Regions from separate parts of the Homo sapiens genome. Here region 2 is linked to region 1. The links are chromatin contacts, found by Hi-C or POLR2A ChIA-PET in ENCODE. All regions are on one chromosome and are shown on one strand. The core of a region is the stretch at or near the end of the contact, and the rest is flanking DNA. Distances in the headings are between cores, read along the strand shown.

Region 1 (2,700 bases), core at 147-2,646:
TGCCTGAGTGAGACCCCATCTCAAAAAAACAAAACAAAACAAAATAAAAAAAAAGAAGCAAAAAAAAAAAAAAAAATCAGCCAACAAAGAGACCCATTTTGCAGATGAACAAACTGAGGCATTGAAAATCCCCCTCAGGTCAGGAGTTCGAGACCAGCCTGACCAACGTGGTGAAACCCCATCTCTACTAAAAATACAAAAACTAGCCAGGTGTGGTGGTGTGTGCTTGTAATCCCAGCTACTCAAGAGGCGGAGGCAGGAGAATCATTTGACCCCAGGAGGCTGAGGCTGCAGTAAACTGAGATTGCACCACTGCACTCCAGCCTGGGCGACAGAGCAAGATTCCGTTTCAAAAAAGAAAAAAAAAGGGCCAGGCGCGGTGGCTCACGCCTGTAATCCCAGCACTTTGGGAGGCTGAGGCAGGCGGATCACGAAGTCAGGAGATCGAGACCATCCTGGCTAACACCTTGAAACCCCGTCTCTACAAAAATTACAAAAAATTATCCAGGCATGGTGGTGGGCGCCTGTAGTCCCAGCTACTCGGGAGGCTGAGGCAGGAGAAAGGCGTGAACCCGGGAGGCTGAGCTTGCAGTGAGCCGAGATCGCGCCACTGCACTCCAGCCTGGGCGACAGGGCGAGACTCCGTCTCAAAAAAAAAAAAAAGAAAAAGAAAAAGAAAATCACCCTCAGGATAGGGACCTGAGGGGGCCCATGCTCTCTTCTTCCCCTGATTCCAGCATCACTAACTCCTCGACCCTTTCACTCACTCACTCATTCATTCATTCACTCATTCATTCGTTCACTCATTCACTCATTCACTCATTCATTCACTCATTCACTCATTCATTCACTCACTCATTGATTCATTCACTCATTCATTCGTTCACTCATTCACTCATTCACTCATTCATTCACTCACTCATTGATTCATTCACTCATTCATTTGTTCACTCATTCACTCACTCACTCATTCATTCACTCATTCATTCATTCATGCATATTCACTGAGCATTTGCTGAAGGCTGGGTGCTGTCCAGGAATTCGCCTGTTACTAGCTAATTCCCAAAACAGCTCCTCAGGAGGGAAGGGCTGGGTTTTGCCCGTTTTACAGATAGGCAACTGAGTCAAATGGCCAGGGCTCCCCCTTGCCCTTGTCCTCCCCACCCCTGCAAGCGTTGGTCCCGAGCAGTGAGTGGAGTCTCCCCTGACCCTGCCTCAGTTTCCCCAGCTGTGCCAGAAGGGCTTTGGATGGACCTCGTGGTGGATATTTCCCCACAATCCACCGGGGCCTGGAGGCTGGATGGATGGGCACGTGGCTCACTCACCGCTCAGCAGCAAGGCCAGCAGCACGGACGCCAGGGCAGGGCTGGGGGGCCGGTGAGCCATGGTGGGGTCCAGGGTGCACCCACGGTCAAGCTCCTCTTATAGCCCAATGCCAGAGGCCGTTGAGTTGCCCAATGCCCAGGCTGGGTCCCCACTTCCTCCTTTTGCCTTGGGAGCCTGGGAGTCAGAACGGACTCCGGGGAGGAGGTGGGGGCTTTGGGCTCAAGGTCCCAACCTTTGTGGGGGCGGGGAGGCTGGCTGTCACCCACCCAAGTCGGGGGTCCCTGGCCAGGTGGGCAACATGGCCACAGCCCTCAGAGCAACACATGCCCACGTGCCACCCACAAGGAGACGCCTCCCTGACGAGGTCCCTGTGGCCCCAGCAAAGCCGGCCGTGGCAGGTGTGTCCCGTGGGTGGGTGAGCTGGAAACGGACAGACAGCAGGACGTAGCAGGGGACAGGATGCAGAGCTCGGGAAGGCAGGGCCCCACCACGAGTGCCCTCAGTGCCTCACCTGAGGCCCCAGCGAACATCCTCCTGCCAGTTTTGTCTGGGGGTTTTCTTCCCCCTTTAAGGCCAGGATTCTCAATCAAGAGGTGATTCTGCCCCCAGGGGACCCTGGGCGAGGTCTGAGGACACCTGTGGCTGTCACGAAAGGGGAGCTCCTGGCATGGAGTGGGTGGAGGCCAAGGATGATGCCTAGCACCCTGCAGTGCCCAGGACGGGCCTGCCCCAGAGAAGGATCCAGCCCCGATGTCCACAGGGCCCAGGGGAGAGACCAGTGTTCATTATTTGGGGAAAAAAATGGCCAGGTGCGGTGCCTCACACCTGTAATCCCAGCACTTTGGGAGGCCGAGGCGGGTGGATCGCCTGAGGTCAGGAGTTCAAGACCAGCCTGGCCAACATAGTGAAACCCCATCTCTACTAAAAATACAAAAATTAGCTGCGCGTGTTGGCGGGCGCCTGTAGTCCCAGCTACTCAGGAGGCTGAGGCAGGAGAATCACTTGAGCCTGGGAGGCGAAGGTTGCAGGGAGCCAAGATCGTGCCACTGCACTCCAGCCTGGGCAACAGAGCAAGACTCCATCTCAAAACATAAATAAATAAAAATAAAAAATAAAAAATCCAGTCTGCCCCCTGCTCACACCGGACACCAGAATAAACTCCCGATGGGGCGTACGGCATAAACCCGGGGGACCCCAGCTCCCGGGACTCGCCTCCTCTCTCCCTCCCACTCAGGGTGTGGATTTCAATGTGTGCAGCCTCCTGGGACCTCAGCAGGGCAGAGGATCATGGGACTCAGAGTCTCTTGGGGTCTGTGGAATCCTCTAACCCTGGGGTGATTCTGCCCCCAGGGGTCCCTGTGTGAGGCCTGGAGA
Region 2 (2,700 bases), core at 201-2,700, 220 kb before region 1:
TCTGTGGGCTTAAAGTAGGTCCTTGGCCCCTGCCACCCTCTCCATAGACCTCACTAACTGTGGCAGGAGTTGGCTTCGGTGCTGCAGCAGTAGTGTGAAGAGAAGGAAGAGGGGCCCCTGTATCACCATGGCCAAGAGGTTCTTGCCGACCACCTCCCAGCGCAGGGGTGACTGGAACTGCCTGTCTCCTGTGGATATAGAAAGGAGGGACTGGGTCCATGAGAGTCTTGGTTTCTGGCCCTTTCTCCATCCATGTCACTCTGGATTCTTAAGGGAAAGGAACACAAATTGGATAGGCCACTCAGCTGGAGTCTAATTGGCATAGAAAACAGAAGAGGCCTCTTGTGATGTAATCTAAGAATTAGCTTTTTATGGCTGCTTTCTTGTACCTCCAACTTGGCCCAACCTTAGGGCCACCTAAGAACCCTGGCTGTCTCCCTGGGGGGCTGTTTTTCTCCACTCTGTATAATTAACTCTAGGTCTCCAAGGGTGCTAGCTATCTGTAGCCATGGCCCCACCTGACAGGAAGTTCTCACCCAAGCGCTCAAAGGCATCAGCCATGGCCTGGTTCCGCACCATGTCAATGAGCCCCCGGCCCAAGCAGAAGTGGGGGAAGATAAGGAAGACCTGTTTCAAGATCCGGCTCACCTCCTGCAGCTTCTGCTCAAGGGTGGGAGACGGATGTTGGTCAGGGGCTGAGTCCAACGACCCAACCCAGCCCAAGCCCCAGCCTCGTGGTGCCCCACCTGATCAGAGAAGAGCTCAAGCACAAAGGTGGCCATGCTTCCATTGATGCCAATAAAGAGGTTTATGCAGGTGAGCACCACATAGGCTGTGCTGGGCACGGAGAAGAAGAAGGAGGCTGGGTACATGAGCGGTGTGATCGACCAGCTGAAGGGACAATAGGAGTCACTGGAGTAACCACTCAGACTGAGAAGCCCTGAGAGGAATAAAAATCTCCATTCCCATCTTCTCTGCCTTAGACCTTGACATTTTCACCCAAAGCACATTTCTGTTTTTTTTTTTTTCTTTCTCTCTTTCTCTTTCTCTCTCTTTCTTTCTTTTTTAGAGGTGGGTCTCTCTATGTTTCCCAGGCTGGTCTCAAACTCCTGGCCACAAGCAGTCCTCCTGCCTCGGCCTCCCAAAGTACTGGAATTACAGGCATGGGCTGCCTTAGAACTCTACTAATATGAGTCAGGATAAGATGAGCTTTTAAGGCCACCTTGGCACACCACTGAATTGGATCACACACGGCATCACCTCAGACCTCCATATCCTCTCCTTGGGAGTCACTGCAGAGTTCTATCTCAGCAGCATTAATGTGGAAGGCAGTAAGGGGTCAGTAAGAATAGGCCCTGAGGGACTGGGGGCCTCACCCATACAGTAGTAGCAACAGCAGGAGAGCAGGCAGGTTGGCAGGGGCCACATATGCCCTCTGCTGGAAGGCCAGAAAGATGAGCACCACGATGCATGCTGGCACCAAGTAGTTACACTGCATTGGAGATGGCAGTTACCTTTATCAGCCTAAAGAGGTGGGCACTGCCACCCTCAGCCCTGTTCCCACCCTGACCTCCTTGCTTTTTGAGTAGGAAGGCACAAAGTCTCCCACAATCCTCAAGACTTTACCCAGGCCATCTTGGACAAGCCCCTGCCTACAAGGGGCCAGACAGGGCAGTGGCAAGCAGTGGCTGGGCCCCCACCCGTCCAAGCAGCCCCCGCACCATGTCCCAGAGAAAGTTGCCAAGCCAGTAGAGGGTGGGGGACAGGCCCCCCATGAGCTGCAGGTGCTTGGCTCGGGTGACTCGCTCCTCAATGAGGACAAGAGTGAAGCTGGCCGGGACAAAGGACATGGCAAAGACCACACAGATGGAGACGAGGACGTCCACCGAGGAGGCCATCCTGGAGGTGAAGACATGAGAGCTGTTGTAGGGTGAGGGTGCATGGGTTGCTCAGAGCAGAGCTGAACACGCCATTGATGGGACAAAGGTCTATGGGGCAGTCAGCAGTGGCAGAGATGGCAGGGGCAATTTAGGGATGAGGGTGCCTGGGATTTGGCAGCAGAGGTTGTACAGGTCTCAGGCAGGATAAAGGTTGGTGGGATGAGGATGTGTGGGGGAGGCTGGGGCCCGCTGAGTCTGAGGAGGTCCCATTTCCCTGGCTTAGGGAGCAGAGGAACAGTTTCTATCCCCCATTTATAAAGCAAGAGTGTGTCAGGGTTCAAATCCAGCTCCCACCACCCCAAACGACAGAGAAATGGAGGCAGGGTAGGACGTGCAGGGTAGGACATGCAGGGTGGAGGGACTCACAGTGCACCCTCAGACAGCTGCTCCTTGGTGAGGTTCAAGGGGTGGTTGAGTGTGGTGATGCTGTGGGCGTGGCGGGCCGGGCCTGGGGGCAGGTGAGCACGGAGGATTGCGTTGCTGGCTCGGTTGACAAAGGCCACCATGGAGTGCCAGCCTTTGTTGTTGAACCAGATCTGGGTGGGGGTCAAGGTCATAGGGTCAGAGCAATGGGGTTGGACCTTGCTGTGACAGGACGCCCACCTGCCCCCCCAGTTCCCACCTTGAGACTGTCCTGAGCATCCAGGCTGTGAGCCCAGGCTGTGAGGTTTTTCAGGACACGGTCGAGGGCCCCGCCAGGCAGGGGACTCAGCAGCGCCCACAACTCCTCCACTGAGCGGCCCAACTCTTGGCCCGAGGG

The links. A loop is a pair of places that touch in the nucleus more often than their neighbours do. ChIA-PET counts read pairs that join two places held with the same protein, here RNA polymerase II (POLR2A). Pooled maps may share reads with other maps.
Region 2: a pooled map shows a loop between it and region 1 (5-fold over the local background). The contact joins the enhancer-like site here to the promoter of PRTN3 in region 1. A Hi-C loop is called at or near these places in 1 of 50 pooled maps. POLR2A ChIA-PET finds 5 or more read pairs at or near these places in 4 of 52 experiments (BJ, H1, HEK293 and 1 more).

The regions. Positions count from the first base shown.
Region 1 is chr19:839,695-842,394 of GRCh38, reverse strand. PRTN3 (proteinase 3) reads right to left here and starts at 1,396. Exons shown (of 5, transcript NM_002777.4): 1 at 1,326-1,396. The coding sequence starts at 1,386.
Region 2 is chr19:1,056,106-1,058,805 of GRCh38, reverse strand. ABCA7 (ATP binding cassette subfamily A member 7) reads right to left here. Exons shown (of 47, transcript NM_019112.4): 32 at 2,563-2,700; 33 at 2,307-2,476; 34 at 1,722-1,899; 35 at 1,377-1,492; 36 at 747-891; 37 at 537-660; 38 at 59-188. Among named protein-coding and RNA genes, the nearest start is that of ARHGAP45, 9.7 kb to the left of the region's middle. RefSeq lists an enhancer at 2,123-2,622. Within about 2 kb of position 1,450, at least 4 of the 41 ENCODE cell types and tissues checked have a DNase peak (open chromatin) inside an H3K27ac peak, as active enhancers do.